Regions from separate parts of the Homo sapiens genome. Here region 2 is linked to region 1. Evidence: chromatin contacts called from ENCODE Hi-C or POLR2A ChIA-PET data. All regions are on one chromosome and are shown on one strand. Each heading gives the region's core, a stretch centred on a gene start or an enhancer-like site at or near the end of the contact. The rest is flanking DNA. Distances are from core to core; before and after follow the strand shown. Region 1 overlaps GBF1 (golgi brefeldin A resistant guanine nucleotide exchange factor 1). Region 2 overlaps ACTR1A (actin related protein 1A).

Evidence for each region. A loop is a pair of places that touch in the nucleus more often than their neighbours do. ChIA-PET counts read pairs that join two places held with the same protein, here RNA polymerase II (POLR2A). Pooled maps may share reads with other maps.
Region 2: a pooled map shows a loop between it and region 1 (2.5-fold over the local background). The contact joins two enhancer-like sites. A Hi-C loop is called at or near these places in 1 of 168 maps with a recorded cell type or tissue (B cell) and 7 of 50 pooled maps. POLR2A ChIA-PET finds 5 or more read pairs at or near these places in 5 of 52 experiments (CD8-positive, alpha-beta memory T cell, T-cell, WTC11 and 2 more).

Annotation. Positions count from the first base shown.
Region 1 is chr10:102,345,333-102,349,158 of GRCh38, reverse strand. All of the region lies in intron 4 of GBF1 (golgi brefeldin A resistant guanine nucleotide exchange factor 1), which reads right to left. LOC107984263 (a long non-coding RNA gene) reads left to right here. Exons shown (of 2, transcript XR_001747574.3): 2 at 1,600-1,945. Among named protein-coding and RNA genes, the nearest start is that of NFKB2, 48 kb to the left of the region's middle. Within about 2 kb of position 1,743, at least 2 of the 41 ENCODE cell types and tissues checked have a DNase peak (open chromatin) inside an H3K27ac peak, as active enhancers do.
Region 2 is chr10:102,477,675-102,481,777 of GRCh38, reverse strand. It overlaps ACTR1A (actin related protein 1A), which reads left to right. Exons shown (of 11, transcript NM_005736.4): 10 at 606-646; 11 at 813-2,549. The coding sequence ends at 915. Among named protein-coding and RNA genes, the nearest start is that of SLC68A1, 18 kb to the right of the region's middle. Within about 2 kb of position 2,662, at least 9 of the 41 ENCODE cell types and tissues checked have a DNase peak (open chromatin) inside an H3K27ac peak, as active enhancers do.

The DNA.
Region 1 (3,826 bases), core at 494-2,993:
TGTTTTTAAATAGACAGGGTCTTGCTCTATCGCCCAGGCTGGGGTGCAGTGGTGCAATCATGGCTCACTGCTGCCTCGACCTCTGGGGCTCAAGTGATCCTCCTACCTAAGCCTCCTTAGTAGCTAGGACTACAGATGTGTGCTAACATGCCAGGAGAATTTTTGTATTTTTTATAGACATGGGGTTTCCCCATATTGTCCAGGCTGGTCTTGAACTCCTGGGCTCAAGTGATCTGCCTGCCTGGACCCCCAAAGTGCTGGGATTACAGGTGTGAGCCACTGTGCCTGGCCCCCAAACATTTCTCTTGCAATGATAAGCCAGAAGTCTTTTACTAATTGTGAATGTTTCCTCTTTTTCTTCTGTCCTCATTAGCCTCCGACACCACATCAAGACTTTCTTTGTCCTATTTACAGTGTCCTTCTACTCAGCACTGGGAGTAGTTACTTTAGAGGTCATGCAGAAGGAAGCCAGTTTCATGACATATAATAAAATGGGGTGACCCAGCTCCTCCTATCACACCACCTCTCCACGTTTCTCCCGATCAGCACAAAAAAATCCCATACTCTCAGGGCCTCTATCTCATAGCCCTGCCTGACAGTCCCTACCCAGGCCACCAGGGCCCACATAGGAAACCCAGGTCCTTCTCAGTGTTGTGTAGCATTTCAGAGATAAGTGAATAGTAGCCTTGTTCCCATCTCACAAGGCTCCTGGGGATCCATTTCTTCCTCTCTTTCAGTAATCTCTCTTGTTAAGGTGTCTTTTAAATTATTACTTTGAATCAGACACTCCTTCCATCCCCCAACCAGAATAGATTCAGAGAGACTCCATTAATGGGGTTTAAGCTCTACTGATCTCTTTGTAGTTCTTGTCCCCTGAGGTTGAATGAAGTAGCAAAGTTAATTTTCTAAACAGGCAGTTATGGGCTGGGCACGGTGGCTCATGCCTGTAATCCCAGCATTTTGGGAGGCTGAGGTGGGCAGATTGCCGGAGCTCAGGAGTTCGAGACCAGCCTGGCCAATACAGCGAGACCCCATCTCTACTAAAAATACAAAAATTAGCCGGGCGTGGTGGTGCATGCCTGTGGTCCCAGCTACTTGGGAGGCTGAGGCATGAGAATTGCTTGAACTCAGGAAATGGAGGTTGCAGTGAGCCAAGATCACACCAGTGCACTCCAACCTGGGCAACAGAGCGAACTGTCTCAATAAAAACCAATAAAAAATAAAAATAAAAAGGCAGACTAGAGTGACAGGTCTTTGACAAGAACCATAGGCAAGGCTTGCTAGCAACCCATGAAATCCATGGCACAAAAATTCTGGTCTGGCAGCTGTATGGGGCCAAACAAAAGGCTAGTCCTTGGAGGATCTAAAATAATCCCTGAAACCTTGGATCATAGGAGCAAGAGACAGGAGTTTTCTTCTAGAAGAGCAGCCTAAACCCTTCTTTAAAATGTCCTCCTCTTCTGGCTACTCTGGAACCAACTTCAGGGAAATCTGCCAATCCCATCTCCTTTGCTTTCTTGGCTTTCATACACTCCTTCCTGCTCCTTTTCTCATGCCCACTGCAATAACCACCTCCAGCATTCTCCTTTCCCACCACAGGAAACTCCAATGACCAGGTGGCCTGAGGTCTCCAATGACCAGCCTGTCTGCCAAGTCCAGGAAGAGGAAAGAGTAACACCAACAAGACAGCAGAGGGAAAAGGCACAGCAGCGGCAGCCACTGGAGGCTGTGAAGAAAGATGACCTGCAGGTGGTGCTCAGGGCAAGGCTGGAAGTGGCTGGGCCTGATTTTGTTTAGGAAAAGTATGAAGCTGGGACTAGGGTGTCGGAGAGGCTGATGCACCTGTTCAGAAGCTAGTTGGTACCCAGGATTCCTGCTCAGGATCCTGAATGCATCAGCTAAGCAAATCCAACATTTCTAGAATAAAGGGTTTTCTTGCTCTGAACTGAAGACTATTTTCTTTTCTGGCTAGCTAAAGCCTGAGCCTTATCTTTTCTTGTCTCCCTGCTTAAGAAACAAAGACAGCTGCCTGTTTTCTATATTCTTCATCCTTGTACATGGGCTGCCAATCAGGGAAAATGAATTCCCAAATTGAGTGTCAAGACCAACTAAAAAAGAAATCCAAAGAAAGACACCATGAAGAAATTTAGAGATAAACTACAGATTAAGGGAAATATTTGGCCTAGATTAGGAGCAAATAATTGTAATGCTATGAAAGGCAATGGGTTAATATTCCTACCATACAAAGAACTCCTACAAATTGACATGAAAAACAAACCCAACTCAATTAAAAAAAGAAGTGAAGGACAGGAAATTCAAATGTTCAGCCTCCAGGAAATAAAAGCAACAAAAGGCTGAGTGCAATGGCTCACATCCGTAATCCTAGCACTTTGGGAGGCCAAGGTGGTGGATTTCTTGAGCTCAGGAGTTCAAGACCAGCCTGGGCAACATGGAGAAACTCCACTTCTACTAAAAGTACAAAAACTAGCTGGGTGTGGTGGCGTGTGCCTATAGTCCCAGCTACTTGGGAGGCGGAGGTGGGAGGATCACCTGAGCCCGAAGGTCAAGGCTGCAGTGAGCCGTGATTGTGCCACTGCACTCCAGTCTGGGTGACAGAGCAAGACCCTGTCTCAAAAAATAAAAACAAAATATCATTTTTTACTTACCAAGTTGGCACAAATAAAACTGATAATATTCAGTGCTGATGACAGGGTAAGGAAGTAGAAATTCTCAATCACTGCTGGTGGAAGTATAAATGATGTAACCTTTTGGGGAAGCAACCTGGTAATAGCTATAAAAATGCAATATGCACGTGGTCTTTAATCCAGAAATTCCAAGTTCAGAAATCTTTCATACAAGAGTAAAATTAGCAATAAGGGGCCGGGCATGGTGGCTCATGCCTATAATCCCAGCACTTTGGGAAGCCGAGGCGGGTGGATCACAAGGTCAGGAGTTTGAGACCAGCCTGGCCAATATGGTGAAACCCTGTCTCTACTAAAAATACAAAAATTAGCCGGGCGTGGTGGCACAAAATGGTGAAACCCCGTCTCTACTAAAAATAAAAATTAAAAAAATTATTAATAAGGACATGTGATCAAGGATGCTTATATTAGCATTATTTATGACTTCAATAGGAAACAATCTTAAATATTAAGAATGAGCACATGAATTGTGTTATATCTATATTACACTATGGAAATTATAGAGCTAGTAAAAAAAATCATACAAGGGGCTGAGGGGAGAGAGAAATGGGGAGTTATTGGTTAATGTTAACTCCCCATTATGTTAAGTTTCTATTTGGGGTAATAAAAATGTTTGGGAAATAGATGGTGGTGACGGCTGCACAACATTGTGAGTGTAATTAATGCCAATGAATTGTAAACTGAAACTGATGGAAATAGCAAGTTTTATATATATTTTCTACAATATAAAAGAATAAATCAGATGAATAGTTATATCATGTACATTTAAGTTAATACTATCTGCTTTTTTTTTTTTTTTTTTTTTTTTTTGAGACGGAGTCTTGCTCTGTCACCCAGGCTGGAGTGCAATGGTGTGATCTTGGCTCACTGTAACTTCCGCCTCCCGGGTTCAAGTGATTCTCCTGCCTCAGCCTCCTGAGTAGCTGGGATTACAGGCACGTACCACCCTGCCTGGCTAATTTTTGTATTTTTAGTAGAGATGGGGTTTCACCATGTTAGGCTGGTCTCAAACTCCTGACCTCATGATCCGTCCGCCTCGGCCTCAAAAAGTGCTGGGATTACAGGCATGAGCCACTGTGCCTGGTCAAGTTAATACCATTAAATGAAAAAAGAAAATATGTAGC
Region 2 (4,103 bases), core at 1,413-3,912, 130 kb before region 1:
CTGGCGTAGCTTCCCTCTAGCTTTGCCCAAGCTCTTCAAGCAGCCATGGCTCTACAAGCAGCGCCAGGTTCCCAGCCTGTACACTGACCCTGAGGTCTAGGTCAGCCACAGGGAGGCTGAGTTCTCATTCTCCCTCTTCACACCAAAGGCAGGCAGTTCTAATACCCAGATGAGGCAGGGTACTAGGTAGAGGGCCCCCTGCGTGATCTTTCAGGGAAACTATAATCTTAAGAGGAGACTGACTTACTGTTGCTGTGCCCCCTGCCCAGGTGGCTCCCCTGTCACACAGTCTGACACCTTAGTGATAGGTGAAGGAGGTTGGCTGTCTGAGGAGAGCGGGGATCCTAAAGGAAGGAGTACAGTTCTTGCCATGGAGTCTGCTTCTCCCTGCCCCCCCCAATAGTCCCAGCTTCCCTGGGACCTGTGGGGACTGGAAACCTGCTTCCCCAGATGAGTGGCAGGCTGGCCACAGTGCCCTCCAGAGAGGCCAGAGCTTCAGGCTTGTGTAAAATGTATCCCCTGCCATGGGCAGAAAGAGGAGCATTGTAGGGAAAGGGAGCGGGAGGGCTGGAAGTCTCAGATTCCTCTTTCCCCCACCTTTGCAGATATCTGCACCTCAGGAGAGACTGTATTCCACGTGGATTGGGTGAGTAGCTCTTCCAGGAGTAAGAACAGAACAGGAAGTGATGGCACTGATAACCCCTCAGCACCCTCTAAAGAAAAGCCTGATTTGGTTTGGCCCCAGGGGACTGGTAGGCTCCACACACAGCCACTTCTCTCTCACACAGTTCCTCTGGGTTTCCTCCCTCCAGGGGCTCCATCCTTGCCTCCCTGGACACCTTTAAGAAGATGTGGGTCTCCAAAAAGGAATATGAGGAAGACGGTGCCCGATCCATCCACAGAAAAACCTTCTAATGTCGGGACATCATCTTCACCTCTCTCTGAAGTTAACTCCACTTTAAAACTCGCTTTCTTGAGTCGGAGTGTTTGCGAGGAACTGCCTGTGTGTGAGTGCGTGTGTGGATATGAGTGTGTGTGCACATGCGAGTGCCGTGTGGCCCTGGGACCCTGGGCCCAGAAAGGACGATGAACTACCTGCAGTGGTGATGGCCTGAGGCCTGGGGTTGACCACTAACTGGCTCCTGACAGGGAAGAGCGCTGGCAGAGGCTGTGCTCCCTCCTCAGGTGGCCTCTGGCTGGCTGTGGGGGACTCCGTTTACTACCACAGGGAGACAGAGGGAGGTAAGCCATCCCCCGGGAGACCTTGCTGCTGACCATCCTAGGCTGGGCTGGCCCCACCCTCACCCCCACCCCCAGGGTGCCCTGAGGCCCCAGGCAGCTGCTGCCTCCACTATCGATGCCTCCTGACTGCACACTGAGGACTGGGACTGGGGTTGAGTTCTGTCTGGTTTTGTTGCCATTTTGGTTTGGGAGGCTGGAAAAGCACCCCAAGAGCTATTACAGAGACTGGAGTCAGGAGAGAGCAGGAGGCCCTCATGTTCACCAGGGAACAGGACCACACCGGCCACTGGAGGAGGGCAGGAGCAGTCCTCACTCTGAATGGCTGCAGAGTTAATGTTCCCAGCCCAGTCCCCTTTCGGGGGCCTTGGGAGAGTTTAAGGCACCTGCTGGTTCCAGGACCTCGCTTTCCATCTGTTCTTGTTGCAATGCCATCTTCAAACCGTTTTATTTATTGAAGTGTTTGTTCAGTTAGGGGCTGGAGAGAGGGAGCTTGCTGCCTCCTGCCTTGCTACACTAATGTTTACAGCACCTAAGCTTAGCCTCCAGGGCCCCACCTCTCCCAGCTGATGGTGAGCTGACAGTGTCCACAGGTTCCAGGACCATTTGAGATTGGAAGCTACACTCAAAGACACTCCCACCAGGCTCTTTCTCCCTTTTCCTCTTGCTCACTGCCCTGGAATCAACAGGCTGGTTGCTGGTTAGATTTTCTGAAACAGGAGGTAAAATTTTTCTTTGGCAGAGGCCCCTAAGCAAGGGAGGGGTGTTGGAGAGCCAGTGCCCTTAAGACTGGAGAAAGCTGCAATTTACCAAGTTGCCTTTTGCCACTGTAGCTGACCAGGGGACTAGGTTGTAGAGGTGGGAAGGCCCCCTCTGGGCTGATCTTGTGCCATTCTTGACCTTGGACCTGCTTGGTTAAGGAGGGAGTGGGCCAGACCAGAGTGCCAGGAGCTAATGGAGCCAGGCCTGACTCCTAGGAGTGGTCCAAAGGCCTTCAGCCTAGATGGTGCAAAGCTGGGGCCAGCCTGTCTTCACCGGCACCCTCACCTGTGACACCAAGACCCACCCCAATCCCAGACTTCACACAGTATTCTCCCCCACGCCGTCCTATGACCAAAGGCCCCTGCCAGGTGTGGGCCACAGCAGCAGGTATGTGTGAAAGCAACGTAGCGCCCCGCGGACTGCAGTGCGCTTAACCAACTCACCTCCCTTCTCTTAGCCCAAGCCTGTCCCTCGCACAGCCTCGCACAAACCACATTGCCTGGTGGGGCCCAGTGTACTGAAATAAAGTCGTTCCGATAGACACGTCAGCTGGGCCTCTATCTGTCTGTCACCAGGGCCAAGTGGAAAGAGGAAGAGCAGCAGGCACTGAATCTGAGGTGGTGACTGGGCCTGATCCATCCTCTAGAGGGCATCATTGCACCAGCCAGCCTTGTCCAGAGCATAGCCCAAGTCCCAGCCTGTCAGGTGGATGCAGAGAAAAGGGTGATCACACCACAGCCTAAGTTCAAGAACAGAAGGTCCCACTCCTGTGTACACTGTAGCCCATGGGTGAGACTCAACTCCAGATGACAGGAGCAGCTCTCAACATCCCTGAAATCAAAGATTCTCAAAACTGTCAAGTGAATAAGAAGGCCAGGAGCTTGGCCGGGCACGGTGGCTCACGCCACACCTGTAATCCCAGCACTTTGGGAGGCCAAGGCAAGTGCATCATAAGGTCAGGAGTTCAAGACCAGCCTGGCCAAGATGGTGAGATCCCGTCTCTACTAAAAACTACAAAAATTAGCCGGGCGTGGTGGCAGGCGCCTGTAATCCCAGCTACTCAGGAGGCTGACGCAGGAGAATCGCTTGAACCCGGGCAGTAGAGGTTGCAGTGAGCTGAGATCGCACCAGCCTGGGCGACAGAGTAAGACTCTGTCTCAAAAAAAAAAAAAAAAAAAAGAAGAAGGCCAGGAGCTTATTACAGTGCAGTTTCCAGGGCCCATACTCAGATATCCTGATTAATCACTTCTCCGTTTAAAACCTGCACTTGGGAGGAAAATTGCCAGGTCTTTGCCAAATGGTAACTATTTAATCTTCCCAATAACCTTACAAAATATACGTGCTTTTGTTGTCCATTTTACAGATAAGGATTTGGAGCCACAGAAAGATTAAGCAATTTTCCAAAGTTCTGCCTTTTTTTTTTTTTTTTTTTTTTTTTGAGATCATGTCTCACTTTGTCACCAGGCTAGAGTACAGAGGCACAATCTCAATCTCCGCTCACTGCAACCTCTGCCTCCTGGGTTCAAGCAATTCTCCTGCCTCAGCCTCCCAAGTATCTGGGATTACAGGTGCCTGCCACTGTGCCCAGCTAATTTTCATATTTTTAATAAAGATGGGGTTTGACCATGTTGGCCAAGCTAGTCTCGAACTTCTGACCTCAGGTGATCTGCCTGCCTCGGCCTCCCAAAGTGCTGGGATTACAGGTGTGAGCCACCGTGCCCAGCGCTGGCCTTTCTTAATCCCGAATGTAAACCCAGGCCATAGAACCTACAGCCTACATTTTTAATCACCATGCAGCCTGTAAAAAACCATTGGCCTAGAGCAGTGGTTCCCAATTGGAACCAATTTTGCCTCCCAGGACACATCTGGCAATGCCTGGAGATGTATTTGTTTGTCGCAACTGGTGTGTGTGTGGGGTGGGGTGGGGGGTGCTAAATGTCTACAACAGAGAACAATCTGGCCCCAAATATCTCCAGTGCTAGTGCCAAGGTTGAGAAATGGTGGCTGAGAGTCATGGTTTTCAGTGCCAGCTGCATGATAAAATCACCTACAGAGATGTTCAAAATCCTACTGCCCAGGCCATACCCCAGACACATTAAGTC